Regions from separate parts of the Homo sapiens genome. Here region 1 is linked to region 2. Evidence: chromatin loops called from intact Hi-C (ENCODE). Cell type or tissue: ovary. All regions are shown on one strand. Links, peaks and the distances in the headings refer to the core of each region. The heading gives the core; the rest is flanking DNA.

Region 1 (14,529 bases), core at 3,821-11,820, 190 kb after region 2:
GGTCTCAGAGCCTGTTTTCTCACCTGTAAAATGGAGCCAGGGGTCCCTACTGGGTGGAGGAAGTGAGGTGGGGAGGTGGTGTGCACCCCACGGCACTTCCTCAGCTGAGTACAGGGCCAAGGGCTAATAGGAGTGAGGTTGTGTGGTGTAGTAGGGTGGAGGAAAAGGAGTGTCCGGAGACAGAGTGCCTTGTTTGGGGAGGGGCGGGACTTTCTGAAAGAACAAGGGCGTCCAGGGAGGGCGTCCAGGGAGGGCCGGTGGGGCCAGGAATGAGCTCGGCTTGGCCTCACCTTGGAGGGTGTTTTGCGAGCCAGAGAGGATGGATGGGGTAAGAGGGCTGAGATCTGGGAGAGGAGTCAGGGAGACATCCGTCCCCAGAATCGTGGCCCTCGCTCACTGGACACTGCCAGGCCATGGTGGACCTTGGTGGATCCAGGTGGGCCGTGGGAACAGAGAGGTCTCCCAGAGCAGATCCCAGCCCTGCAACGCCCCGGCTGTAGCTAGGGGGGATCCGAGTGACAGAGCATGGACGCCCGCAGCCTGGACAAGCTGGTGGAGGCCGCACCCCTTCAACCGGTCATCCATGTGGAAGGCAGGCCACACGGCGGGCACCCCACAGGTGCCGGAGCCTGGACCGACTCCTGACACAGACACACCAGTTCCTGGGGCGGGGACGGACACAGACAGGCGGGCAGAGAGGGAAGCAAGATCAGTCAGCTGACATCAAACACAGAAGAAACCAAAGCAAGGCAAGAGGGTGGGGAGAGCCGGGCAGGAGGGGGCTGCTGACTTAGACGCAAGGACACCCTGCGTGACGAGAAGCAGCAAAGCCAAGATCTGGGGACGGGCTGGAGGGCGGAGGTGCCAAGACCCTGGGCGGGAGCAGGTCTCTGATGGAGGCCCACGGGGCGCTCGTCCCTGGAGGAAGAGGGAGCCCGTAATGGGTGTGAGCAGCGGGGGGCATTGCTTTCACGTGCTTCTGAAGGCTGTGGCCCCGGCTGCTGGAGGGAGAGAGGACGATGGGAAGGCAGAGCCGCTGGCTCCGGGGACGGAGTGAGCTGGGTGCGGACTGCGCTGAGGCACGAGGCACAGGCTCAAGGTCTCTCTGCGGTGCTGGGAGCGGGACTTGGTGACAACAGGTCCTGTTTGGAAGATACTGGGGGTGGGGCAGGACTCTAGGATATCACTTTTTTTTTAATTAAATTTTTATTTTGAGATAACTGTAGATTCCTGTGCAATTTTAAGAATTAATACGGAGAGATTCTGTGTGCCCTTTTTGCAATGTCCCCTATGGTTCCATCTCGCAAAGCTGAGCGCCGTGTCACAACCAGGAAGCCGATGTCAGCGCCTTCAATCACAGAACGCTTTGGCCCCGCCGGCTTCCTCTGCAGCCCCCACCAGCCCGAAAACCTGTGCCTCTTCCTTCTGGCCTGCATGGTTTCCGATGAGAAATTCGCTGTCATTCGAATCGGCATTTCCCCTTGGAGGAAATTGTGTTGTTCCGGCTGCTTTCAACGCGCGTGTGAGCGTGAGCTTTGGACATTGTGTTTTGATGTGTGTGAGCGTGAGTTTTGGACGCTGTGTGAAGTTGTGTTTTGATGTGTGTGAGCGTGAGTTTTGGACGTTGTGTGAAGTTGTGTCGTGTGTGTGTGTGAGTTTTGGACGTGCGAAGTTGTGTTTTGATGTGTGTGAGCGTGAGTTTTGGACTGTGTGCAGTTGTGTTTTGATTGTGTGTGTGAGTTTTGGACGTTGTGCGAAGTTGTGTTTTGATGTGTGTGAGCGTGAGTTTTGGACTGTGTGCAGTTGTGTTTTGATTGTGTGTGTGTGAGTTTTGGACGTTGTGCGAAGTTGTGTTTTGATGTGTGTGAGCGTGAGTTTTGGACGTTGTGTGGAGTTGTGTTTTGATGTGTGTGTGTGAGTTTTGGACGTTGTGTGTTGTGTTTTGATGTGTGTGTGTGTGAGTTTTGGACGTTGTGCGAAGTTGTGTTTTGATGTGTGTGAGCGTGAGTTTTGGACGTTGTGTGAAGTTATGTTTTGATGTGTGTGAGCGTGAGTTTTGGACGTTGTGTGAAGTTTTGATGTGTGTGAGCATGAGTTTTGGACGTTGTGTGAAGTCGTATCTTGATGTGTGTGAGCGTGAGTTTTGGACGTTGTGTGAAGTTGTGTTTTGATGTGTGTGAGCGTGAGTTTTGGATGTGTGAAGTTTTGATGTGTGTGAGCATGAGTTTTGGACGTTGTGTGAAGTCGTGTCTTGTGTGTGTGTGTGTGAGTTTTGGACGTTGTGCGAAGTTGTGTTTTGATGTGTGTGAACGTGAGTTTTGGACGTTGTGCGAAGTTGTGTTTTGATGTATGTGAGCGTGAGTTTTGGACATTGTGTGAAGTCGTGTCTTGATGTGTGTGAGCGTGAGTTTTGGACGTTGTGTGAAGTTGTGTTTTGACGTGTGTGAGAGTGAGTTTTGGACGTTGTGTGGAGTTGTGTTTTGACGTGTGTGTGCGTGAGTTTTGGACGTTGTGTGGAGTCGTGTTTTGATGTGTGTGAGCGTGAGTTTTGGACGTTGTGTGGAGTTGTGTTTTGATGTGTGTGAGCGTGAGTTTTGGACGTTGTGTGAAGTTGTGTCTTGATGTGTGTGAGCGTGAGTTTTGGACGCTGTGTGAAGTCGTGTCTTTGTGTGTGAGTTTTGGACGTTGTGCGAAGTTGTGTTTTGATGTGTGTGTGTGTGAGTTTTGGACGTTGTGCGAAGTTGTGTTTTGATGTGTGTGAGCATGAGTTTTGGACGTTGTGTGGAGTTGTGTTTTGATGTGTGCCAGTGCGGGTTTCTTCGGCCTTGCTCTCTTGTGGTCCTGCCCAGGCCGAAAAGCGAACAGTCCAGTGAGCCAACTGGACCATGGAGGACGAGATGCATGTGAACCGAACTCACCAAACACGGCCTGCAGAGGAGGACCGTCCATCCAGGGCCAGCCTGCATCCAGGGGCCTGCTGACCACAGCCTGCAGAGGGAGAGACCGTCCATCTGAGGCCCTGCTGACCCATAGCTGTGCACGCCTGCTCTTTCCATAGTGGGTGGTCTCTCAGCAGCAAGGCTGTGGCGTGGAGAACTCGAACATGAGGTACTTGCCCCGTGACACCCTGCTGGTGTCCCTGAATCTGGCTGTTAATGAGGATGGACACAGGCGTCGGCAGGCCACGCTTTGAGAGGGTCTGCCGCTGGCACTGAGGCGAGACCTGAAGAGGCACAGGCCCCGGAGGAGGTGGGCGCCGCACCCTTGAGGTGGAGAACCCCGCCTTTAAGGACACACGAAGCTGGCCGGCTGCCAGATGCCGCGGTTCCGGGGAGGAGATGGGACGCTCTCCTCCGGGCCTGAGATGGCAGGATCACGAGGGGACCTTGGGTCACCTGCGTGGCAGCCTCTGAGGCTGCCCTGGCTCCCAGCCCGGTCCTTGGTGCAGGTCAGGAGCTGCTAGGATTCCTGTTTCACTAAACATTTGATTCTTATCTTCTCTGCAGTGTTTCCCATGGGGTGCAGACCCGCTGCCCGGGCGGCTCATGTGTATCCCAGCAGCTCACGTGGTCCTGCTCTCCTGAGTCCCCCATGCAGGGGCGGTGTCCAGGTCCAGGTGGGCGAGTGCCTCCTCTCCTGCGTCCTGGGCCCGTGGGTCCTGTTGAGTCTAAGCCACATCCGATCACTGGTGTATGACTCCTGTACTTGCTGATTCTCCTCCACCGTGCCTGTGGGACAAGCACCCAGCGGGGCTGGGCACACGAGATGCCTGGTCTCCTTTCTGGAGGGTCCCTGATAAGGACCTCGATGCCTGGCCTTGTGAGGACCCCACTGGGTTCTCTGTGTCTCAGGAATGCTGGTAGGTTTGGCAGCCAGTGTTCACTGAGAGGCAGTGTCTGGGGCCAGGGGACCTGAGCATGAATCTTGTCTTTGCCACTGACCTTGCCCCGCCTGGACACCGTTTTTCCGTTTGTAAAGTGAAGTGAAAGCCACTGACGGCCCCTGGGCCTTTCTTCCCTCTGGCCACAGTCGACTGAGACTGTCACCATCCCCGTTGCAGATCTGGGAGTCTTGTGCTGAGGTTGGGTGTGTTGAAAATGGAAACGCAGCCGCCCACCCTGGGCTATCTATTCCTGGAGCAAAATGCTAAGTTCCTTTGAGCCTGAGGTGCTCCCAGCTCCAGCCTCATCCCAGAGACCCGTCACCAACCTGTGGTCTGCAGAGATTAGGTGGGACCAAGCCGGGGTCTCCATGGTCAGGCCTGGAAGGCTGTGCTCTCCCCGGACCACCAGGGGCTCAGCCACACTTCCGGGGCCCAGCAAGGATGTCCGTGGGTCGCCCCTGGTTCTTTGATCCTGTGCTGATTTAGAATCTGAATCTCTGTACTCAGGAAAGGCTTAGGAATCGAGAGCTGCAGAGATAAAGCAACAAGGGACCCCCAGCAGGGACTGGAGGGATTCTGAGCCCCCCGGAGCTGCTGGTGGTCCTGAGGTGCCACGGACGTGAGTGCCCAGGCCTGCACGGGGCCCCTCGGTCTTTGGACCCTGGCACTGTTGGACAGATCTCCCCGCAGGCTGCCCAGCGCTTGCAAGCGACAAGGCAAAGAGCCGGAGAGAGAAACCGAGGAGGAACACCTGCCTCTGCCCTGGTAATTAATTCAGGTTAAATTAAAAAGGGACTGGCGTGCCCACAGACACAGCAGGGAGAGGAAATTGGTTTTCTCCAGCCCAGCAAGAGAGATGTTGCTGTGAGATGTCCCTCCCTCCGCTTGTGGCCCTGCCCCCAGACGCCCGGTGGGGGCCTCTGTGTTCTGGGTGCTGTCTTCCACCTTCTCAGGAATGGCTCAGACCTGGGATGGAGCTGGGGCCCCTCAGCTGCCCCATGCACCCTGGGGCTGGAGCTCTGTCGAGGCAATAGTGGACATGGGATTGGTGGCAGGGACCCTGAACCCCGTCCCCGCGGCCTGGGGTCAACGAGAAGGTCGTGGTGAGGAGCGGAGGGGGGCTGGGGGGTCAGGAGCCTCCCTTCCCGCGCTACTCAGCGGGGACTGTGGGGCAGGCTGGTGGAATGCAACCCACAGGGCAGGGTTTTCCATGGCTGGGAGGCCCCTCAGGGCTTGTGGGCAGCTTCCCAAGGGGCAGAAGCGAGCGCAACTGCTGTTCCCAAGTGCGGGAAGATTCCGGGAGGGCAGGGCCGTTGGTTCTGCTCTGAACCAGTCAAGGTGAGTTCAGGGCAGCAATGGCGGAGAGGTCAGCAATGGCGGAGGGGTCAGCGACAGAGGAGAGGTCAGCGTTGGCGGAGAGGTCAGCAATGGCAGATAGGTCACCATTGGTGGAAGGGTCAGCAATGGCGGAGGGGGTCAGTGTTGGTGGAGGTCAGCATTGGTGGAGGGGTCAGTGATGGCAAAGGGGTCAGCGTTGGCGTCGTTCCCTTCTGCAAATTGTTGGCCACATCTTTGGCCCGAGGGAAGGACTACCTGGAAGCGTCTTGGGGTGATCCCTACAGCCCGCCGAGGCCCTGCCCTGACCCCTGGGCAGAGCTTGATGTTGTCCACCAAGGAGGAACCTCAGTCTCCAAGGGCAAGAACGTGTGTCCAGGGATCAGGCAAGAGCTGGGGTCGCCCGGCCCGTCTCACTCAGAGCATGTGTCTGCTTGTGGACCAGGGAGATGTCTAGACACCCTGGGGGGACTCCCGCTCCACTAGCTTCAGAGGCCCACCCTAGAGGGTGTTTCTGGGAGGGACAGGAGGGTTTATGGGAGGGGCGGTGGCCTTGGCCATATGGTCTTCCCCACTGGTTCCCAGGGTGACCACGTGGCCACCCCCTGCCTCCCGCCCACACCCCCTTGTCACTGGGGTGTTTGTCTGAGTCTTGAGGCCCAAAGCACGCCCACCGCTGCACATCCGATGCCAGAGGCCGCCCTGGGCAGCAGCGGTGTTTGTCGGCATGAGAGCCCCAGGTGGCAGCGGTGGTTGTTGGCGCGTGAGCCCCGGGTGGCGGCGGTGGTGGTTGGCGTGTGAGCCCCGGGTGGCGGTGGTGTTTGTTGGCGTGTGAGCCCCGGGCGGCGGCAGTGGTGGTTGGCGTGTGAGCCCCGGGCGGCGGCGGTGGTGGTTGGCGTGTGACCCCGGGTGGCAGTGGTGTTTGTTGGCGTGTGAGCCCCGGGCGGCGGCGGTGGTGGTTGGCGTGTGAGCCCCGGGCGGCGGCGGTGTTTGTTGGCGCGTGAGCCCCGGGCGGCGGCGGTGGTGGTTGGCGTGTGAGCCCCGGGCGGCTGCGGTGGTGGTTGGCGTGTGACCCCGGGTGGCAGCGGTGGTGGTTGGCGTGAGACACAACCTCATCACTTCCAGGCTGGGGGCTCTTGACCTCATGGTGTGTTTTTGAGGGTTCTCCACAGAAACAGACCAACAGGAGGCAGAGGTATAGGGATGTCCCGTGAGGACCAGGCTCATCGACTAAGGAGGCCAAGGCGTCCCACCACCTGCGTCTGCAGGCTGGAGACCCAGGGAGCCTGTACAGTGCGTTCCGGTCGAGCCTGAAAGCCTGAAACCGCGGGAGCCGATGGAGTGAGCCCCGTCCTAGGGCAGGAGAGGAGGAGGAGGAGATGAGATGATCCCGTTCAGGCAGGCAGAGTGCAAACCAGCCTCACTCAGGGCTGGAGTGGTGCCCGTGTACACTGGGGAGGCATCTTCGCTCATTTTCAGTTCGAATGCCAAGCTCTTCCGGAAGCACCCCCTCAGACACCCCTGAAATAATGCTTAGGCGGATACTAGGCACCCGTGACCCAGTCAAGGGGACACAAATCATGCATCCTGTGGAGCTTGGAGGCTGTCCCGCTCACACCCTGCCCACCCTGACCATCTGTCTCTTCTTTCCTGCGCCCCTCTGCCTCCCCCTCTCCCTCTTCTCCTGTCTCTCTCTTTTCTCAGTCACATAAAATAGCTCACGATTTTCTCCAGGATTCACTGAAAACAAACCAAAACAACAAAACCAAGACAAAACAACACGAAAACCCCACAAAATATCAGCCTTTCATATAATTCATTTTTTTTTCTTTTGTTTTTTGAGATGGAGTCTCGCTCTGTCGCCCAGGCTGCAGTGCAATGACATGATCTCGGCTCACTGCAAGCTCCGCCTCCCGTGTTCACACCATTCTCCCGCCTCAGCCTCCCGAGTAGCTGGGACTACAGGCGCCCGCCACCACGCCCAGCTAATTTTTTTGTATTTTTAGTAGAGATGGGGTTTCACTGTGTTAGCCAGGATGGTCTCAATCTCCTGACCTCGTGATCCTCCCACCTTGGCCTCCCAAAGTGCTGGGATTACAGGCGTGAGCCACCACGCCCGGCTAATTTTTTGTATTTTTAGTAGAGACGGGGTTTCACCGTGTTAGCCAGGATGGTCTGTGTGGTGGCTCACGCCTGTAATCCCAGCACTTTGGGAGGCCGAGGTGGGTGGATCACGAGCTCAGGAGATCACATAATTCTCTAAGAAGTAAAAAAAACAGCAGAAATCGTCCATACAGAGTAATCGTTACCCACTAACATATCCACAGCCAATTTTCCTTTGGGCTAGAGGGAAAGAATTTTGCAACATTTGACCTCCCAAAAAGTGGATGTTGATTCCACAAAGATGGGGATGTTGAGGAGTGAGTGGGGAGAGGCCTGCATCTGCCCCAGCGACTGATCTCACCCTGTCCACAGGTTCCCAAAGGACCCCCGTGTGAGAAGCCGTGATCATGAACACGGATACAAAGAACTCAGAGTAAATCATAATTTTGTTGTAAAACGGAAATGGAAGAAAAATGAGCTCTGTGAACATAATTTCAGGCAAATGAAAAATTGATTGGAAACGGACTTCAAGGTTAGACCATTGGTCCAGGATTCATGACACCGGATCGATAGTGTTTGCTCTGGAAAATACCTTTTCACTGAACATCCACGAACAAAGGCAAGGTTATAATAAAGCTTTTGGAATTCAAATTGTTACCAGGGTCAGCACGCTCTCACTCTGCACACGCACACATACGCGCTCAGACACACGTGCACACACGAGCACGCACCTGCATACACGCTCCCTGCCTGGGGCCAGCTGAGCTCTCCTGCCCTGCCTGGAACGTGCCTCTCCTTCATGGAAACAGGGAGGACCTGGGGTCACACGGCTGAGCCCACACTCCAGCTCTTGCTGCTCTGTGGCCCAGGTCTTTGCTTGGTCTTGAACGGGGTTCCCAGGTCCTGATCTGTGCTTCCCGACTTCCTCTGTGTGAGCCCAATAATCTACACTCCCCTGGAATGTGTCCGTTCGAAGGAAGATCCCACTGGCGTGTGCGTGGAGTCCTCCACCACAGGTGAGGAGCACCTGGCACCTGGGACTGGGTTCAGCCACTGTCCCGCCGCTGTCCTGTCCTGTGGCCGCTGTGGGGGCGACTCTGGCCCTCCCCATCTCCCCTGTTAGTGGCCCCCAGGGCCCTCAGCCTCCCTCTCCTCCTGCTCCCTCTCCCAGTTGCCAACTCCCAGCCTGGCCCAGAAGACCACCTGCCCCCCATGTCGGAGAAGTTGCCGCAGACCTGACCTGCCAGGGCAGGGGTTAGACTCCCCGCCCCACCCAGCCAGGGCGTCTTTTCTGCCCGCGGGTGGGTGCAAGCAGGCTCCCCCCAGCCACTCGGCTTCTGCAGGGCTGAGCTTCACTGCCCTGGACAAGAATGGACAAGAACCGGACCGAGGCCGCCCATGGACAGCCAGCCAGCCAGGCTCCGCTCGGCCTCTGACCCACCGCCTGGCTTGGGCACCACGGCTCCTCTCTGCCAGTGGCTGGGGGGCGGCCTGGGCATCCCCATGAGCACAGACTCCTCGGAATCCTGAGAGGCCCTCCCCTCCCCTTCCCTCCCCTGCCCAGTCACACCCAGTTCTTTCAGCAGGGGAGCTGGGGGACACTGACTTCAACATGGGCCTGGGTTTGGAGGAGCTTGTCCCTCTCATGCTCCTCATATGCCCAGTGAAGCCTCAGCCAGGGACAGGCACGGAGCCCTTCCCGGCCTCATGGCGCTTCCTGAAGTCGGAATGTGCGTCTTCAAGCTGTTACCGCATCCCCCTTGCCTGTGAGGAACCCCACAGTGCTGTACGGCCCCGGGCTTCAGGGCACGCCGCCCTTTGTCCGCTAACTAGTGTGGTTGTGTGGTTCTCTGAATAGCCTGCATGTCACGTTTGACCCTCAGCGTGTGCAGCTCCAGCGTGTGCAGCTCCAGCGTGTGCAGCTCGGGGACAGGGTTTGCCTCCTTCACTGCTGGGTCCTCTGGTCTCACGGTGCTGGGTTCCAGGCACGGGAACCCCCAGAAACCTCGAGGTCTGGCCTGGTCTGGCAGGCGGGGCCTCCAGGGAGCCAAGAAACGGGGCCTCCCTGCCCCGGACTGCCCAGAAATGATTAACGCGGGAGGCTCTGGAGGCTTTGTTTCTCCTGGGCTGGGATGGGGGTGCGGGTGGCCGGGGGTCACGGCCCGGGCGAGCGCCTGTCTTATCTCTCCCAGGCCTCTCTGGTTTCAGCCTCGTATTTGTTCTGACATTAGGTGGGCGTTATCTCCAATTCGTGGCTTCTCGATACAACCCCAGATGCTGCTGGGAGTTTCTCTGGGGTTCTGGGGCCCTCTGGGGCTGGTTGAGAGGGGACTCACTGCCCACGAGGGGCTTCACCCCTCCCCAGAGCCTGAGCTCCAGAGGCCTGAGAGACGCCACCGCCTGCAGGTGCCACGGGGCTCTGTTTTCTTATTTCTGCTTCTTTCTTTTAAAAAGGGTGCGGTTTCCTCCGCTAGAGCAGGGACCCATCCGTGGTGGTTCAGAGTGTTGGCTCTTGTCTGGTGGCCAAGGGCTGCCCTGCTCCGGCCTCTGGGATGCACTTGTGGACTGGGCCTGATTTGGCCATTGGAGTCTGGGTCTTCCGCTGCGCTTGGGGCCTGCATGTTGAGCTTCTGTCCTGGAGAGGTGTGGACAGAGCCACCAAAGGCCAAGGGCCCAGCAAGGGCTCTTCCTACCCAGGCTGAGGCCTGCAGCCTGGACCCCACCTCTTCCTGCTCCAGGGCCTCCTTCCTGACCCCCTGGCTCTGCTCCCCTCATCTGGCCACCCCAGAGGCCCTTCCTGTCAGCTCACTAGGCCCTCAGGAGGGTAAAAATCCAAAATGAGTGGAGACGGGGGCTCGATACCCACAGCCAGGAGCACAGTGGGTCAGAAACACGGCAGGTGTCATCAGAAGTCTGATTAGATTCTCCGTGGAGCTGGAAATGCAAATATTGATAGAAGTCGGAAGACTTAGTGATCTCTGGTCAGATATGATGTCACCTCGAACACCTGTTTCTGGACAGAGTTTCGAGAACATGTGACGTGTGTCACACGCTGGCACTGCCAAGGGAGGCTGATAGTGTAATCGCCGCAAGGTTACTGGCCGGGGCCCGAGGGATAAGGAGGGCAACATGTGGCCCGGGCAGGCTGTTTGCTGAGCTGCCAGCACCAACCGCTGGGGCCTGGCCTGCAGGACTCACCAAACCCTGCCATCCCGGTCTGGCCAGGCCTGGCCAGCAGACATGTGCCAAACAGTGAGCTGTTCTCCGGCCCCCGGAACTTATCTTGAGTCAATAGAAATGCTGGGCAGTTATAGAGGCTATTAACAGGGGCCAGGAGACAAGGGCTGCATTCAGGCCCGCAGCCTGGTTTCCAATGAGCTCAGCTGCTCCACAGCTGGGGCCAGGGACAGACTCACACCCCCACCGGCCAGGCCTGTCTTCCCCACTGGTAAACAAGGGGGCGGGAGACAGGGGACAAGGGACAGGGCGCTGAGTGCCTGGGAGCTGGACACACAGCCACATCGAGGGGCCCGAGAAAGTCCTCACGCCCCAGCAGGTGTGGCAGCAGTCAGGGTGCACGGGACCTGCCCACACAGGTGCAGGTGAACTAGGAGGTGGCGCGTGGCCATTTCCTCCTTTTGCAGGACAGACCAGGACGTGGCTGATAACACCTGCCCCGGCAAGACAGGGTTTCTAGAAAAACATGCTTGATGGTCAGAAAAAGTTTGGAGTCATTGAAGTGAGCAGGGGTAGTGGGAACCTACACACCGGATCCCAGTATCTCTGGAGTGTTGAGGGCTGCTGGGGACCCTTGCTGTCAGAAACATGCCTGGTGTGGACCCGTGAGCAGAAGGAAATGTCGTCCTTACTGCTGCATTCTGTCCTGTCTCCTCGGGCAGCTCTGGACCAGATGAAGACCACTAGGGTCAGGCGTGGATGCCGGGGGACAAGCGTGGATGCCGGGGGAGAATTTGTCCGTTGATTTGGCCACACAGGCCGGTGCTTCTCACACATTGTCAAATGCAGGAATCGCCTGAGGGTCTTGTGATTTAGGAGGTCGGGGCGGAGCCCTGTGATGCTGGAGCTGCAGGCCCAGGAACCCCACTTCGACTACCCAGGCTGGAGACGACGCTGGTGTGGGGGAATTGTCACCTCTGAAGAAACAATGTTTCCATTAAGCAGTGCTCGGTTTGCCCTGAAGAGTCCAGGGTGGTGAGAGATGACAATTTGAGGGGACGCCCCTCTGGAGTGGGGGGGTGGGAGAGCTCACGTGGAAGAGGCACCCACGCAGGCCGGAAAACATGGAGACCCTCAGGTTATACAGTTACCCAGGCCCCTCAACAGCATGGCTCCTTCCGCCCGCACACTCCTGCCCTGCAGTGTGAACCGGGGATGCATTTTAGCACAGAGCCTTCCCTAGAGCCTGCGGCTGGAAAGTCCCTGCACCGGATCGGACGGTATCCCCTCAAAATTCGTGCCCACCCAAACCCTCGAATGTGACCTTTGGAAACAGGGTCTTCGCAGATGTAATTAGCTGAGGACCTCAAGCTGGAATCCTCTTGGATGTCCAGTGGGCCGTAAATCAAATGACAAGTGTCCTTATCAGAAGAGGAGAACAGAGAGAAGCGGGCCACAGAGACATGGAGACAGAGATCCGAGTGGCATGGCCAGAAGACAAGGAGTGGCAAGGACCGCGGCCAGCACCGGAGGCGGGAGGGGCCTGGAGCCGACGCTCCCTCGTGGCCCTCAGGGGGACCCACCCTGCCGGCCTCCTCAGTTCAGACGCCCTTCTGTTGCGTTAAGCCCTGCTGTGCACGGTAATGTATTCCGATGAGATGCCCAGGAGCCTCACACAGCCTTTTCCCTGTTCCTCAGTAACCCTCGGGCAAGGTCGCTATCATATTCCTGTGCATGGCACACTCACTGCACCCTCCCGTGTGCCGCGTAGAGGGGTGCCACACAGATGGTGCCGTTCCTCCCTCAGAGGGATTTGTTGCTTTAATAGACACTAAGCCTACTGACCCACGGCCCCTTGGGTCCCCTTTCAGTCCACTTGCAGGTGCATCGGACGGCTCCCGTGCACCCTGACTGACGCCTCTCTCAGGTCCCTGTATGCCACTGCAGCTTCGCATAGGGGGCTGGAAACGTTTTCAGCCTCACTCAGGACAGCCCCAAAGTGCCAGGTGTTATTGTTTCCAGGGGCAACCTCAGGCCAGTGACAGATGCCAGTCCTGGAGATGCCCCGGGATTCCTGTCCCTCCATAGGGTGGCGTCGAGGTGTGTTTCACAACAGCTCCTCAGGGGTTGCCAGCACGGTGGAGCCCCAGCTGCCTGCAGCAGAACCTGCTCCTCTGTGGGTCTTCAACCCACACCTTCCCTGTGCTTCTGAGACCACCTCCCAAAGCACATCCTCCACCGAACCGTTGCCTTAAGTCCTGATTTTGGCAAATCCAAAGTGAGACCCGTGCTGGGATCCAATTGCTCTCCTGCTTAGGCCAGTCCTTTAGGAGAGGATGTCACAAGGTAGCCAGAGGCTGGGTCTTGGGGCTTCCTCCGAGGCCCCTGTGGGAAGATGGCAGGCCCCAAATGGTGGCCGCCTCCAGGAATTTCCCAGTGCTGTGAGGGAGGCATGTGGTCTGTTTCCTACGGAGCTTGGAGCAGCCTGGGGATGGAGGGCCGCCTCTGGGGAGGAGGGGCTGGTATGGGCTTTGGCCATCCAAGCCCCCAGTGAATGATTTCTGGGCACTGAGTGTGTGCTGGGCAAGGTGCTGGGATGCACTGGGGGTGCACCAGTGAGAGGGGAGTGGAGTATAATGGGGAAAAGGCACCTGGTTCCATCTGGGAATGTTCTGGCTGGGCAGAAGGATCTGGAGGCTAAGGCTTGAAGCTGGGAGTTTAAGACCAGCCTGTGCAACATAGCAAGACCTGGTCTCTACAAAACATTTAAAAATTAGCTGGGTGTGGCAGCGTGCACTTGTAGTCCCACCTACTTGGGAGGCTGAGGGCGGAGGATCCCTTGAGCCCACGAGGTCAAGTCCGCAGTGAACTATGATCACGCCACTGCACTCTAGCCTGGGTGACTGAGCAAGACCCTGTCGCAAAAAAAGAAAAAAAATTAAGAAAGAAAGGAGATTCTGCTGAAAGCTAAGTTTCTCTGGAAGATGGACTGACTAAGAGAGAAACTGAAGCTTGGGCTTTGGGAGGTCACAGAGGGAACAGGACTTCAGTCCAGGGTGTGTCCAGGGCCCACAGTAGCGGCAAGGATGATGGTTGCTGAGTGTTTCCTGTGTCCCCCAGGGTGCATCTCACTTTTAAACCCTCCCAACGAGCCTGGAGCCCTCTCCTGCAGTGGAGGTAACTAAGGCTGAGAGCACAGGAGGGGCTTGTCTGGGCCATGCACAGCAACCTGCCGTGCTAGAGCTGCTGGGTGCATGGCTCCCACCAGCAGCACCTGGAGGCCTCCAGCAGAGCTGCCCATCCTGCCCTTAGGACACCGGCAGCCAGGACGTGCCCTGGACGCTGCCATCCTCGTCGCACAGAGCGGGGCTCTTGGGGGTCCTGCACGGAGTCCTGCCTGCCCTAGACCTGGGAAGGTATGGAGGAGAGTGAGCGATCCAGCTCTCCCACCCCCGGCTCTGATGCTCTGGGAAATCCGCTCATCTTTGCAGCCTCAGTCTCCCCATCTGTGAAAGGGGCTAGCAGTTCTCTCAGAGCGGGTCGCTATGAGGGAGCCATCACCAACGTTGCTGTCCAGCCAGGCACCTGTGGAGGCCCACGGAACCCACCCGCTGCTGTGAAAATTGGCACAGGCAGACACCCTTGCAAGAGAGCGGGGTACCGGGTTGGGGGTCGGTGAGCCTCACAGGGTCTCCTGGCCCCACAGCTCTGTCCAGAGTGAAGGTCGTTGCCCAGACAGCCGGCAGGAGGGCTTTGGCTGGCCTGGTGTCCACTGAGCACTCCAGGCCCACGGGATTAGTCTGAGTCTGGGCTGCCCTGTCCCCGAGTCCCAGAGGGACACCCAGAGGACACAGGTGTTCAAGAGCACCCTGGCCACCGACCCGTGCCCTTGCCCCGCATCCTCTGCTGTGTGGCATGCTTCCCTCACCGCTGTTGTCAAACACGCAGCGTCAGGACAGAAACTGTCGAACTGCGGGCTGTTGGCGCCTGCCAGCTCTAGCTGCCAGCCTAGCCTAATTACTTAATTTGTA
Region 2 (14,529 bases), core at 2,226-10,225:
GGCTGGCGTGCGCTGTGCTGGGTAAAGCAGAGAATTACACGGTCACCTAACGTGCCTCAAACCCTAGTCCCAGCTCTTCCTTGCTGTGTGGCCCCAGGCACGTTCCTTAACTCCTCTGACACTGCTCATCTCTAAAGTGGGGTCATAATGTTTGCCCCGTGGGGTTGGAGGTGAGAGTGAAGCAAGACTGCGCAGGTGAAGCTGGTTGCAGGGGGTTGGAGGTGAGCTGACGCGAGACTGCGCAGGTGAAGCTGGTTGCAGGGGGTTGGAGGTGAGCGTGACGCGAGACTGCGCAGGTGAAGCTGGTTGCAGGGGGTTGGAGGTGAGGGTGAAGCGAGACTGCGCAGGTGAAGCTGGTTGCGTGGGGTTGGAGGTGAGCTGACGCGAGACTGCGCAGGTGAAGCTGGTTGCAGGGGGTTGGAAGTGAGCTGACGCGAGACTGCGCAGGTGAAGCTGGTTGCGTGGGGTTGGGGGTGAGCTGACGCGAGACTGTGTAGGTGGAGCTGGTTGAATGGGGTCTGGTGCAGAGGACATTCACGGCTGTGGAGCTGCTGTCGCGTATGACGTCTCTGTCACACCCAACAGTGATGGGAACTGGGCCCTCCCCACGTCCGGCATGTGCCTCCCGGAGCTTCTGCTGTGTGCGCCATGTCCTTCAGCTCCCAGTGGGCCCGGTGGGCCTGCAGTCATCCTGGAATACTGCCTGCTCCTACTCTTCAAGGCCTCTGCGTGCCCCACCCTGAGCACAGCAGCTGGAAGTGAGGCCTCCTCTCCTATCCTCCTATTACCTAAGCCAAGCGTCTCCCCACCTGTGGCTGGCCCCGAGAACTCCCTGACGAGGGACGCCCAGGTGCCTCTCAGCGGCCCCCAGTTTTGGAAAAGCGGCAAACGTCTCCATGGACGCAGCCTGTCCTGTGGCCCTTCCTCGATCTGTCGGGTGATTGCTGTGTGCATCACACTCCAAAACGTGGTGGCACGAAACAGACGCCTCATGTTCACTACGGATGCTGCCCTGCAGACCTCAGACAGGGCCCGGTGAGTGGCGCTTGTGTGCTCCGTGATGCTTGGGGTCTGGGCTCAGCAGACTCCCTGGGGGTGGGGTAGGGGGCTCAGCGGGCTCCCTGGGTGTCGGGGTGGGTGGGGGCGCTCAGTGGGCTTCCTGTGGGTGGGGTGGGGGTGGGGGGCTCAGCGGGCTCCCTGGGAGTGGGGGAGGGGGCTCAGCAAGCTCCCTGCAGGTGGGGGTGGGGGGCTCAGCGGGCTCCCTGGGGTTGGGTGGGGCGGCGCCTACATCCTGTGTGGCTTGGGCTTCCTCCCAGCATGGTGGCTCTAGTGGAGCTAGATTTCCCTCGAGACGTCTGAGGGCTCCAAAAGCCAGCTGGTTCCAGCCAGCTGTTAGCGTTGGGGACTCGGGCCCTCAGGGAGCCCCTGTTCCAGCAGGCAGGGTGTGAGCTGCGTGGCCATTTGCGACCGAGTCTCAGAGGCCACAGAGCATTGTTTCCAGCACAGTCTGTGGTTGATGATGAGACAGCCTGCCTGGATCCAGGGGGACACAGACCCCCACTTGCTGATGTGAGAGATCAAGGGACTGGTGGTCCTGTTTTCAAACCACCACACCTTCCAGGGTCCAGGAACTCTTGACCCAGGTGAGCTCTGGCTGGGGGTCAGCAGGCATCAAGCTAGTTATGCTGCGCACAACGCCTGATTGGCTGTCTAGTCCCAGGGACAGGCTACGGCGTTCATGATACGGGCACAGGCCGGCTGGTTCCTCTACACCAGAGTGTGTGTCTGGCCACACTGTGCGCCATGCACACAGGGAACACTCAGATGTTGGATGAATGAATGTACGACCAACTCTAAACCCAGACGGGACTCTTGCAGAGGCAGCCTGGGTCAGAAGGAATGGAATCGCTGCGCGGAGGAGCCCCGGAGACCTTAGGCGGGGTGGGGAAACTGAGTCTGGGAGACAGCGGGTCTGGCTGGGGTATCAGAGCTGAGGCTGCAGCCCCGCTGGGCCTCTCACACTTTGCTCCTCCGAACTACCCGAGTGAGAAGGAGTCTTGTCATCTTGCTTTTGGTCTGATTATTGTTGCTGTCAATACAGTAAAGCAAACTTTACACGCTTTAGAAGGACGAGGTCCTGGTCATGTGCTGGTGCTCCTAGGAGCCCACGTTTATATTTTTCTGTAGGCCGAAGAAATCACAACAAGTAACTTTCATGAAGGTAGACAACCCTGGTATCAACTCTCCGCATTGATGGAGAGCAGAGAGGCTGCTCCCACCCCGAGGTGGTGACAGGCCGCTCTGGAGGGGGTGAGGCTTGGCCAGGGACGGGGTGGGGGTGGCCCCTGGGTGCTCTGGGACTGGGGCCTGGGTCCCTGAGATAGGGTGGAGGAGGCCCGTAGGGAGCAGGGGAGCAGGCTGGTTCCACGGACCCCTGCCTTCCTGCTCCCACTCTGGAATCCTCTTGTCCTTGGCTCAGGGTTGGGATCTAGCCTGGGCTTGCCCCACCAGTTTTGCCTGTCACTGGGCCATAAACCCCTCCTGTTTATGGGCCGGGCCACCACCCCACTGGAACCTGGCCAGGCTTCTCCTAGGAGGGCGGGCTCACTCCCTCTGGGAGTCCCCCCACACCACACAGGGCAGCCGCCTGGAGGCCCGATGAGGTGGCTAGAGGTGTGGGTGGCCCTGTGAGCAGTGGGCGGCACCCCTGGGGTGGTGGTGGCTGGAATTCTCAGGCCCCAGGCTCTTCCCGGGCCGTTAGGCCGAGTGCATCCAGGCAGCCCTGCACACCCCCTCACCACCCACCCCACCCCACCCCACCCCACCCCACCCCACCCCACCCCACCCCCGGCGCAGGAGGCCACGTGTCTGTTCACCTCCACGTCTAGGCTCGGAACGCCGGAGAGCAGGGGCGGGGACCCCAGTGTAGGGAGCCTGGGCCTGTGTCCGCTAAACGTGTGACGTGCACACAGAGTGTTGGTTTAATTCCGCAGACGCTCCCTGGTGCCTCCTGTGTTAGCGTTGGGGACTCGGGCCCTCAGGGAGCCCCTGTTCCAGCTGGCAGGTGGGGACTGAAGCTCCCTTGGAGTGTGTGGGCAGGTAGAGGAGGGCACCGCCCTGAGCCTCAGGAATCTACTCGCCGGCCTCAGGAGGCAGTTACACACCCGGCCCCCTCCCGGTTCTACTGGCCCCTGGGACAGGCTGCAGGGCTGGCTAGGAGTCTGGCTTCACACCGGCCCCCAGAGGTGGTGCCTCTGCCCGCAGTGAGTGGGGGCACAGGGGTTCCTCACCAAGGCTCCACCGGCGTAGCTGAGGCACTTGTCCCCAAACGGGAGCCCCCCGCCAGCTGGAAGGGTCCTTCCAAGTCCAGGGGAGGCAGACAGGACCCCCTGTGCAGGCGACAGAGGGCAACTGCTCTGAGCTCAGGGCCTGGGGAGGTGACTGTGTGGCAGGCGGGGTCCTATGTGGCAGGCAGGGTCCCGTGTGGGGAATGCTCAGAGCCCTGCTGACTCCACTGGCTTCTGGGCATTCCTGGTCTGACCTCCAGGCCGGCTCCTGGGACCCTACCAGTCTGAGGGATGGGGAAGGAAAGGGTAGGGCGGGCAACTGTGCCCGAGAGGGGACCCCAGCTCTGGACTCTGGCTGGCTCGAAACACCTTGGGGCCATGCCCATCTGTCCAGTTGGGCTGTAGAGAGGCTTGGAGGAGCCACCGGAGTGAAGGAGGGTCGCCAGCGTCTTTAAGAAACCGCAGGATGCTGACGCCCCTAGAGCCCCCATTGGGTTGGTGAGGAAGTGGGGGCCCTGGGGGGATGTGTGAGTTGTGTTCCTCTCAGCAAGTCTGGCTTCCTTGGGGGCCTAGGAGGGGACACTGAGGGCTTGCTGTCCCCATGGGGAGGTTGTAAGGTGAGACTCTCAGGAGCTCCTTCCTCCTGTCTAGGGGGTGCCCCCTTCCCCCCACCTTTCTGGGGTGACAGGCCCGGGGGGGCCCCCAGATTTTCTGAGGCCTGGGGGCTGGCCTGGCCGGCTGGGTCAGGAAGTGAAGGGCTGGCATGGGGGAGGGAGGGGAGGACTGGAAAGTGCATTCCAGGCGGGTGACACAGCCTGCGGCCTTGGGGTGGGGTGGGGCCAGGCTGGGCTGCCCTTCTCGGGAAGGTCCCTGGGATCCAGCTCCCCGAGGAGGCAGATAAGAGGGGTGGGGCCTGGCTGCATGGGAAGAGGAAATTCCAGGCCTGGGACAGCTGCTGCTGTCTTTCAAGGCTGGATTCAAATGCCACCTCCTCCTGGAAGCCGCCTCAGATTCCTCTGCAGCCCCTGGACCAGGGGCGCCCTCCTCCAGGGACCCCGGCTCCCCTGGGCTCTGGTCAGGTCAGCCCCAGGCTGGGCCCTCCACGGCCCTGATCCACCGCAGCGCACTCCTGCTGTGCACCCCTGCAGTGCACCCCAGAACCTAAGCAGGGCCTGGCCGGGCCGCCCACAACCACGGAGCTGGGGTGGGTGTGTTCCCTGCACCCAAGGCCGGCGGCCAGGCGTGGAGGGAGGGGGGCGTGTGAGTGAGGGCCACAGCCTGGTGGGGGAGTCGATTTCCTGGTGCTTCCTGTGCCCAGCGCTGTTCCCAGCCCTCTCCATGGATTAACTCACTCTCTCTATTCCTGATTTCCCTGGAGTGTAGGCAAATCAGCCCCACTTCACAGCTGAGGACGCTGAGGGCAGTCGTGGTAAGGCCAGGTCCCTGGCAGGCTGGCCCCGGAGGTGGATCAGGTCCCTCTCCCACCTGGGAGCCGGGTGGGCCGATGTCTTTTTTTGGCGGGGACCAGGAGAGTGAAAGCCTGGGAGCTGGGTTGGCCAATGTCTTTTTTGGGGGGGGGACTCTTCAGGAGGGTGAAAGCCAGGCTCACTGTCCCTGGGGGCTTCCAGCACCATGAAGGTGAGTGCCCCCTGGCCCCTGAACAAGGTCCCCCTCCACCACACCCAGGCCCCCTCCATCACACCTAGGCACCCTCCATCACACCTAGGCACCCTCCGTCGCTGCTTCCCCGGCTCGGCAAGGCTTCACGGAGCCCACTTCTTGGAAGTGAATATGGATGAGTTTAGGCCCCTGCAAGTCTCCCGAGGAGAAGCTGGGGGTGCCCAGTGGTGAGAAAACTCCCCCATGTGCCAGGCACTGGCATTGGCTCATTTCATCCTCACTGCAGCATTAAGTCAAGGGTGGCTGCCAGCCTCCAGGTGGGCCCGAGGTCCTACCTCCCCATGTCTGTGCCCTCCCATAGCCCTTCCTGCATTGACAGGGCCTGTGCTGGGGTGGGGCTTCCCAGGAGTGGTCAGAGAAGACACGGTGGCTTTGGCCTTGCTGTTTGGGCCTCTTGCTCCCCGGGATGCCAGCCGCCATGTTGTGAGGACACTCAAGCAGCTGCAGGGTGAGAAACCGACACCTAACAACCACGGCCTGGTCCACAGGATCCCGGGGAAGCCGTTTCTGAATTCCTGAACTACAGACACCGTGAAGTCATGAATTTGTTTTGTTTTTGGTTTTTGAGGCAGGGTCTCGCTCTGTTGCCCAGGCTGGAGTACAACGGTGCGATCACGGCTCACTGCAGCCTCAACCCCTGGGCCCAAGCCATCTTCCCGCCTCAGCCTCCCAAGTAGCTGAGACTATAGGCACGCACCACCACGCCTGGCTAACTTTGTAATTTTTTGTAGAAATGAGGTCTGTGTTGCCCAAGCTGGACTCAACCTCCTGAGCTCAAATGATCTCCTGCCTCGGCCTCCCAAAGTGCTGGGATCACAGGCGTGGGCCATGGTGCCTGTCATGAGGTCTTCACTGTTGGGTTGAGACTCTGCATTTGGAGGTGGTTTATTAGGCAGCAATAGAGAACCATGGCAGCAAATGTTATCATTTCTGGGATACTGAGGGTAAGCGTGGCTGTCATCCAGGAACAGGCTAGAAGGAGACTCTGGACCCCGGGCCGTCAGGGCTGAGTGACCCTCATCCGTGGTACCTCACGGCCTCTCTGGAATTCTGGGGTCTCTGTTGGACACTCTGGGTGACACCCTGTGGTTCCTGGAGACCCCTCCTGCTGGGTTTCACACACGGCCTCGCCGACGGGCCAGAAGACCACAATGGCTTTGAAAAGCAAGAGCCGGCGGTGTTGCCTCCTAGGAGCTCCCTAGGGACCAGGTGGGGCTGGCTTGGGCCCAGGCCAGACCTAGCCCCTGAGGTTTGCTAATGGAAGGTGGGTCTGGGTTCTGCCCCCATCAGCTCCTCCAACAAGAGCCCGGGCAGGGAGGACAGAATTATTTTTAACCTGTGATCTGCCAGGGAAGTGCTCTGTAACTCAGGGGAAGGCCCCAGACTTGGCAAGGGCGGTGTCTTCAGGAGCCAAGCCCCTCACCTCTCCTGCCAGGGGTTCCTTTTACCGTCTTATGGTGGATTTCCCTTTTCCTTGGGCTTTTGGGGTATCCACGGAGCAGAGCTGTGACCTGGCTGGCTTAGGGTTTTTTTTTTTTTTTTTTTTTGAGACAGTTTCACTCTCATTGCCCAGGCTGGAGTGCAGTGGCGCGATCTTGGCTCACTGCAACCTCCCCCTCCTGGGTTCAAGCGATTCTTCTGCCTCAGCCTCCCAAGTAGGTGGGATTACAGGCATGCACCACCACGCCCGGCTAATTTTGTATTTTTAGTAGAGACGTGGTTTCTCCATGTTGATCAGGCTGGTCTCGAACTCCCAACCTCAGGTGATCTGCCCGCCTCGACCTCCCAAAGTACTGGGATTACAGGGGTGAGCCACCGCACCCAGCCGGCTGGCTTAGGTTTTAAAATTAAGGCTCACTCTAGGACCGTAGGGGATCCAGGGAGAAGGCTGAAGGGAGGCCACAGTTATCCCTGGAGAAGAGGTGGGGCCAGGTGGAGGTTCTACCTGGTTAGGTTTGGGAGAGGCTCAGAGGTTGAGTCAACAGGGGTTCCCCCAGACCAGAGGCACCAGGTGAGGGGGAAGGTGCAGGCCGGGTGCCCCTTGCTGGCCTGGGTGGCTGGGAGGTGGTGTCATTGTTGCCTGGGGGACGAAGCTGGGGCGCTGTGGGTTTGGGGCTCTGTTTGGGCCATAATGAGATCAGCTTGTCTTTAGACACCCATGCAGAGGTGTTGGGCAGAGCTGGACCCGAGTCCAGTTGTCAGGACGGAGGCAGTGTTGCCCCCATGAGAAGACGGTGAAGAGTGAGCTCTGGACCCTCCAGGGTGAAGAGGAGGAGCCGGGCCAGGCATGGTGGGTCACGCCTGGCGTCTCACCACTGTGGGAGGCCGAGGCGGGAGGAACACTTGAGCCCAGGAATTCAAGACCAGCCTGGGCAACACAGTGAGACCCTAACTTTACAGAACATACAAAAATTAGCCAGGTGTGGTGGCTTGCACCTGTAGTCCCAGCTACTCGTGGGGCTGAGGTGGGAGCATCACCTACGCCTGGGAAGTGGAAATTGCAGTGAGCTGTGATTGCAGCCTGGGCAACAGAGCAAGACCCTGTCTCACAAGATAAAACAATAAAGAAAAGAGGAGCCCGGGAAGGAGTAGCCGGGGTTGACTCCAGAACACAGGGCTGGGGGTCCTGAAACAGGAGAAGGCGGCACATCGGGGGCAGGTGTGCAATGCTGCAGTGATGTCCTATCAGATAAGAGAACTGACCAGAGGGGTCAGTGCTGGCGAGGTCGTGGCGCTCTTCACAACAGGCGATCCATGGGTCGGATGGCAGTTCAGGAGTGGGCATCTCAGCCCCCTGGCCAAGGACTGCGTTCTGAGAAAGAGCTTCATTGATCTTACCGGTAGGCAGACGGGTGGTTCGCACTCTTTCTTGCTGACGAGAACCAGGGCTCTCCAGCCGCTCCTGGCAGCCGTCTTGTCACCATGAGGGAACCCAAGAGGAGGACCAAGATGTGGAGCCGGACCCTTGATCAGACCTCTCCTGAATCCCGCCTCTGGGCTTCCCAGTAAGATCCCTGACTGTGTTTGGGCTGAGTTTCTATTTTCTGGAGCTGAACGCATCAGCTGAAATAGCCAGACTGTCCAACAGGCAGGTTAAGCCCCTGGTTCACGTGTTTGTCACCCATCCTCACCTTCCAGATGTCCAGTCCCATGAGGGTGGGACTGTGTCCCTGCTGCGTCCCCTGACTAGAACGGGGTGGACACAGAGTACACAGTACGTGCAAAATAAATACTGTTGAATGCAGCCGGGCGCAGTGGCTCACCCCTGTAATCCCAGCACCTTGGGAGGCTGAGGCAGGAGGATAGCTTGAGGCCAGAAATTGGAGACCAGCTTGGGCAACTTAGCAAGATCCTGTTGCTACAAAAACTTAAAATACTGTTGAATGGAAGTGTCTTAAATCACACTATCAAAGCAAGGGGGAGAGTGAGCGAGCGAGAGAGAGAGAAATGGAGAGATGGAGAGAGACAGAGACATGGGGAGAGATGGAGAGAGAGGGAGACAGAGACCGGGGGGAGAGACCAGAACAGAAACAGCAATACAGAGATAGCGAGATGAGTGGGGAGACAGAGTGACGGGCCCTCTCTGGTAATCTCACCCAGAAGTTTACAGTCAGCAGATCTGGGGATCATTCTGGACACCACAGTTTGCTGTGTGGATTATTTTGGATTTCGAGGATGAGGGGTGCGCTGTGGTCCTGGCTGCGGCTGAGGGCTTGGAAGGTCTGGCTTGTGCTAGGTGGGATCACCGGGCACCTGCGGCTCAGGGGGCTGCCTGCTGTCCAGCCCAACAGACGAGGCTGTGAAGAGCAGGGCACTGACCGGGCTCCTGTCCCACCAGGGTGGGGCAGAATTGCTCCTGTTCACTGGGCACCTGCTGTATGCCAGGCAGTGGGTCTGTGCACCCCTCATCACACACAGCCCTCTCCCCCAGGCCAGGACGAGTGCCAGCTGCCCTGGGCTACGCACCATGTCTGTGCTGAGCCTGTTGCGGTGTTCCTGTAAACAGCCCTCACTAGCAGCCACGTGGGCTGCATTGCGCCTTATCACCTTTAGGCCACCGGGGCTCAGAGACGAAAGCAACCCATCCAAGGTGCACAGCAGCCAGCGGCGGAGCTGCCACCTCCCTCCTTCCCTCCACCCACGTCTGGCACCCCGCGGGACTGGACGTCCCGGGTGCTGGGGGAAGCCTGGTTTCTGCCATTTCCACGCAGGGGCAGGGGGATGCTATCCCACCAGAGGGGAGTCTGTGCCACAGCCCAGAGGTGCACCTTGGGTCACAGCGAGGCGAGGATAAGATTATCTGATGTATTTTGTTCTCTCCTGTCCAGAAAAACAGCCCCAGGCCAAAATGGCTTCTCCAGTGGTCCAGACAGGGAGGGACCTCAGAGCTCACCCACTGCTCACCCGAATCCTCGCCCAATGGCCAGGGGGTGAGACCCCAAGGAGGAAGAGTGTGCCGAGGTCACTCAGAGGGGAGGTTTGAGCCCCAGGTCTCTCCCACCCCACGCCTCAGTGCTCCAGCTAAGTGCTCGCCAGCTATGTCTGGGGTTACAGTTGCCAGGGGTCACAGGTCGCCCAGCCAGGACAGTGCGGGAGCTGCAGTTGGGTGAGGACAGGGAAGTCCCCTCAGGCAGGCCTGGGAAGGGAGGAGCGTGGTGTTCTCTTCTGCCTGGAGGGCCGGGGGCCATTTCTCATTGGTGACCCTAGGGGTCCTGGGTGCTGTGTCCAGATCTGGCCAAGCAGAGCATTGTCCCCAACCATGGTCACTGACCTGGGGCAGCACGAGCCCAGACTTAGCCAGTGAGATGCAGCTTCGCAGCTCTGAGTCTGGGGCAGTGAGTGTGAGGCTGAGTGTCAGTCTGCTGTCCTGCTGCTGTGAAAGGGAGACGAGGTCCCAGTGCCTGATCCAGCCACTCCAAGAGTCTGGGGCAGCGAGGGTGTTAGTCTGCTTTCCTGCCGCCGTGAAAGGGAGATGAGGGCAGGAGACAGCTCTGAAGACACGGGCCGAGGGCCCTGATCCAGCCATGCCTGAAACTGCTCACTCCTGAGCTCAACAGGTACATAGACCAATGCATTCTCTTGCTTTCTTGGGCCAGAATGCATTGGGTTCTTGTCATTACAGCCAAGGGTCATGATGTCTAAGGATAGACCCAGGTGGGGTGGGCTGTGGCTTTCTCTCTTCCTGTCTGGAAACTCACAGGTGGGAGATGACGGGCAGCTGGATCCTCCTGCAGGAGGCTAAGCAGTCAGGTCACCAGCCCCCAACGCAGAACTTCAGCAAGGACACAGGAGTTCCCCCGCCTGGCCTCACCCCCTGAGCTCCCAGGTCAGGGCCACCATGAGCGTGGACGTCAATGGGTCTCCTCAGCCGCAAACTGGAGCTCGATCTTGCACCTGCAGGGCCTACTGGGGAGTCCTGCTGGTTTAGGACACCTGCGCACGTCAGGTTCTGTTTGGGGGTCAGAGAGATGGTGTCTCCATGTCCCACTGGTTGGCACCATGCTGTACGTATGCAGTCCCGTCTGCTGCAGTGATGTGAGCGTGGTCCTGACGGGCGTTGGGGTGGGAGGACCAGCTTCCCCCTGCTCTCTGCGTGGGCTGAGGGGAAAGACCAGGCAGCCATGGAGTGGGCACGGGGCTGGGGACTTCCCTCTCTGACTCTCACCTCCTCTCTCTCTCACCTTCTCTTGCTCTTTTACTTCCTTTCTCTCTCACCCCCTCTCCTCTCTGTCTCACCCCCAACCCTGTGGCTTACTTCCCCCATCTCCTCCTCTCTGTTTCACCCTCCGCCTCGTGGCTCCCCTGTCCCCCTCACCTCCCCTGTCCCCCTCACCTCCCCTGTCCCCCTCACCTCCCCTGTCCCCCTCACCTCCCCTGTCCCCCTCACCTCCCCTGTCCCCCTCACCTCCCCTGTCCCCCTCACCTCCCCTGTCTCCTCCTCTCTCACCCCACCCTGGGGCTCACCTCCTCCCTCACCTCCTCTCTCTGTTTCACCCCCCACCTCGTGGCTCACCTCCCTGCTCACCTCCCTGCTCACCTCCTTTTCCTCCTCTTTCCTATTCTCCTTCAGTTTACTGTCTCCCTCCCACTTCTCAGCTCTTTATTCCTCAGCATGGTTTGGTGCCTACCCCAGGGTGTTCGGAGTCTGTTTCACAAGAAAGCCATTTGCCCCCACACCTCACTTGGCCCCCAAGGGCAGTGTGGGTGAAGCAGTCTCTCTCAGCCAGGAAGAGGAGTCACCCAGACCCTCCAGCCTCCCCTTGAGGCCAGCCCACCGAGCCACGGCACCGTCACAGGACAGCCACGCCCCCAACCAGCCCACCCGCTGAGCACTGCCCCCCACCCCCTGCCACCCTGGCCCCCGCCCCCCGCCCCCCGCCCCTGCCCCTGCCCCGCCTGCCCCTGCCCGGCCCCACTCCCAGGCTTGGCGGAACAGGGACCAGGCTGGTGGCAAGTCTGCAGGGGCCGGGAGGGTCTTCAGCACGGCTTCTGTTTTTCCCATCACAGCAGCACTGGAGTGGCAGTCATCGCATCCCAGACGGGTAAACTGAGGCTCAGGGCGTCAGCGTGAGTTGCTTGAGGTCACACAGTCGGCAGGAGGTCAACTCTAAAGCCCAGCTCTGCTGGCCCAGTGGCGGGGGCTGGCCTGTGTGGCCAGGGGCGTCCCCAGGCAGCACTGTCCGTTCAGAGGGCACCTGGGGGCCAGAGCCAGGCAGGACCCGCCAGGCACACAGCCCCATCAGAGATATAGCTTTTCATGCCCCAGTGCCTCTTATAAAACAGAAGCAACAGCATTTCTGGGGCCAGGCGCCGTGACTCACGCCTGTAATCCCAACACTTCAGGAGGCTGAGGCGGGCAGATCATTAGGTCAGGAGTTCGAGACCATCCTGGCTAACATGGTGAAACCCTGTCTCTACTGAAAAACACAAAAAAATTAGCCGGGCGTGGTGGCGGACGCCTGTAGTCCCAGCTACTCGGGAGGCTGAGGCAGGAGAATGGCGTGAACCCGGGAGGTAGAGGTTGCAGTGAGCCGAGATTGCACCACTGCACTCCAGCCTGGGTGACAGAGCGAGACTGCGTCTCAAAACAAAAACAGAAACAAAAAAACCCCAGAAGCAACAGTGATTCTTAGAGAAGTAACATTAACACATCACAGAGCATCCGGACGCTGGGTGTGGAGGAAACGTGACAAGCAGCCCCAAGCTCTGACGCCTCAGCGGGCAGCGTCGTGTCGCGCCCTGAGGACCGGGCAGCGCCGGGCGAGGGCTTGGAGAAGAACAGGGCGTGGAAGCTATAAGCCCGGTGCTAGGAGGCTGTCTTTCTGTCCACCCATAAATGGAGCCGCGATTTCCAACAGCGAGAGGAGGGGTAAGAACACGAGGGCCGTTTGCGCCTGGGATTTGATTTGATTTGATTTATTTTCTGGCATCTTGATCTCGGAGCACCTAGGATCTTAGGTTGTTCCTAGTTGCTGTTTTAAATCCTGGTGCTCTGAGCCCTTGAAGCAAACGTGTCGTTTTCTTAGGCTGGGTGCCCGATGTGGGATTACAGGGTCAGGGGCCGCGGCCACACTGGTGGCTCCTGGTGCCAAATTGCCGCCAGGTTGACCTGCAACTTCCGGAAGCTCAGAAAGTAGCCTGTGCTCCCCAGGCCTCTCCCTCGGGGCGGGGGTGGAGGCTGGGGGGGGGCATGGTTGGTGATGAAGGAAAAGGTCCTCCTGTGTTTCTTCCCAGCTGTGATTCTCCTGCACATCATCAGTGGTTTTCTGAGCATGAGCAGAGACCCCGATATATAAATGTGCTTTAAAAATGTGGCAAATATGTTGTTCTGTACATGCAGATAAGAACACAGGGACACTGGAAATTAAGTGTAACGCAAAACTAAAGGATTCCATTTGTTTAGATTTTAAATTTTTTACGAGATCTTTCGATTGTCTACACTGTCAAACCCAACGGTCTTTTTTTTAAACTTAAAACATGAAAGGCCGTGTGCGGTGGCTCACACCTGTAATCCCAGCACTTTGGGAGGCCGAGGCAGGCGGGTCACCTGAGGTCAGGAGTTCCAGACCAGCCTGACCAACATGGAGAAAGCCCATCTCTACTAAAAATACAAAATTAGCCAGGTGTGGCGGCGGGCACCTGTAATCCCAGCTACTTGGGAGGCTGAGGCAGGAGAATCACTTGAACCTGGGAAGTGGAGGTTGCAGTGAGCCGAGATCGTGCCACTGCACTCCAGCCTGGGCAACAAGAGTGAAACTCCATCTCAAAAAATAAAATAAAAAGGTTTGGAGAGCCTTTTAAAAATAATAAAACATGAAACGTAACACTCCTTCTAGTCTTTTATTTGGGGTTTGCTCTGTGCTTTCTAAGTTCTGAACGTTCTCTCCATTTTAGAAGTTTGATAAACTATGGGAAAACTAGGAAATAGGAATTAGCTTTTTTCCACCACTTTTTGTTTTGAAAACTTCAATTTTACAGAAAAGTCATAAGAATAATACAATGAACAGCTGTATACCCCTCACCTCATTCACCTGTTGTCCCCATTTTATCTCTCATTTCTATCTATATCTATCTCTATATTTATCTACCTATATCTATCACTCTACCATCCATCCATCCATCTACTCATCCATCCATCCATCCATCATATATCCATTCATCTTCTGTCCATCTATCCATCCATCATCTATCCATCCATCATCTATCAATCCCTCCACCCATCTACCCATGTATCACCTATCCATCCATCCATCATCTGTCTATTCATTATCACCTATCCATCCATCCATCATGTATCTATATCCATCAATCCATCTTCTATCCATTCATCCACCCATCTATCCATCATGTATCCATCCCTCCATTGTCTATCCATCCATTCATCCATCATGTGTCTGTCCATCCATCATCCACCCATCCATCATCTATCAATCTCTCCATCATGTATCCATCCATCCATTATCCATCCATCCATCATCTGTCTATTCATCCATCATCCATCCATCATCTACCCATCTGTCCATCATCTATTCCGTCATCACCTATCCATCTGTAATCCCTCCATTCATTTATGCGTCCATTCATCTACCATGTATCCATTCATCCATTCATCATCTATCCATCCATCATCCATCATCTATCCATCCATTATCTATCCATCCATCCATCTTTCTATTCATCCATCCATCATCTACCCATCTGTCCATCATCTATTCCTTCATCACCTATCCATCCATAATCCATCCATCCATTCATTCATCTATGCATCCATTCATCCACCATGTATCCATCCATCCATTCATTATCTATCCATCCCTCCATCAATCATCTATCTATTCATCATTTGTCTGTCCATCATCTATATTCCCCTCCCAACCATTTGAAAATAAGCTGCAAACATCATGACACTTTACCCCAACTGCCATGGCATCACCCAAGAACAAGGAGGTCCTCCTGCACCACCATCACACCATCAGCACACCCAAAGGACTCAACAGTGATACAATAAAGTAATCTAATATTTCCCCAGTGGTCCCAATCAGCTTTTGAGCTGCCTGCTGGT

Evidence for each region. Peaks named below come from ENCODE experiments on the same cell type or tissue, not always from the same donor. Only the 100,000 strongest peaks of a DNase experiment are listed, where the experiment ranks them.
Region 1: it touches region 2 in a loop (1.8-fold over the local background); 12 of 110 quality-filtered maps call a loop at or near these places.

The regions. Positions count from the first base shown.
Region 1 is chr7:338,304-352,832 of GRCh38, reverse strand. It overlaps LOC124901809 (a long non-coding RNA gene), which reads left to right and starts at 1,893. Exons shown (of 2, transcript XR_007060633.1): 1 at 1,893-4,648; 2 at 7,694-7,972. RefSeq lists enhancers at 6-740, 8,611-9,240. In ovary, for the core only: no CTCF peak of the experiment used is centred there; no DNase peak of the experiment used is centred there.
Region 2 is chr7:528,007-542,535 of GRCh38, reverse strand. No RefSeq gene overlaps it. Among named protein-coding and RNA genes, the nearest start is that of PDGFA-DT, 15 kb to the right of the region's middle. RefSeq lists enhancers at 1,989-2,930, 2,931-3,874, 8,957-9,514 and a silencer at 11,653-11,849. In ovary, for the core only: no CTCF peak of the experiment used is centred there; a DNase peak (open chromatin) is centred at 6,158.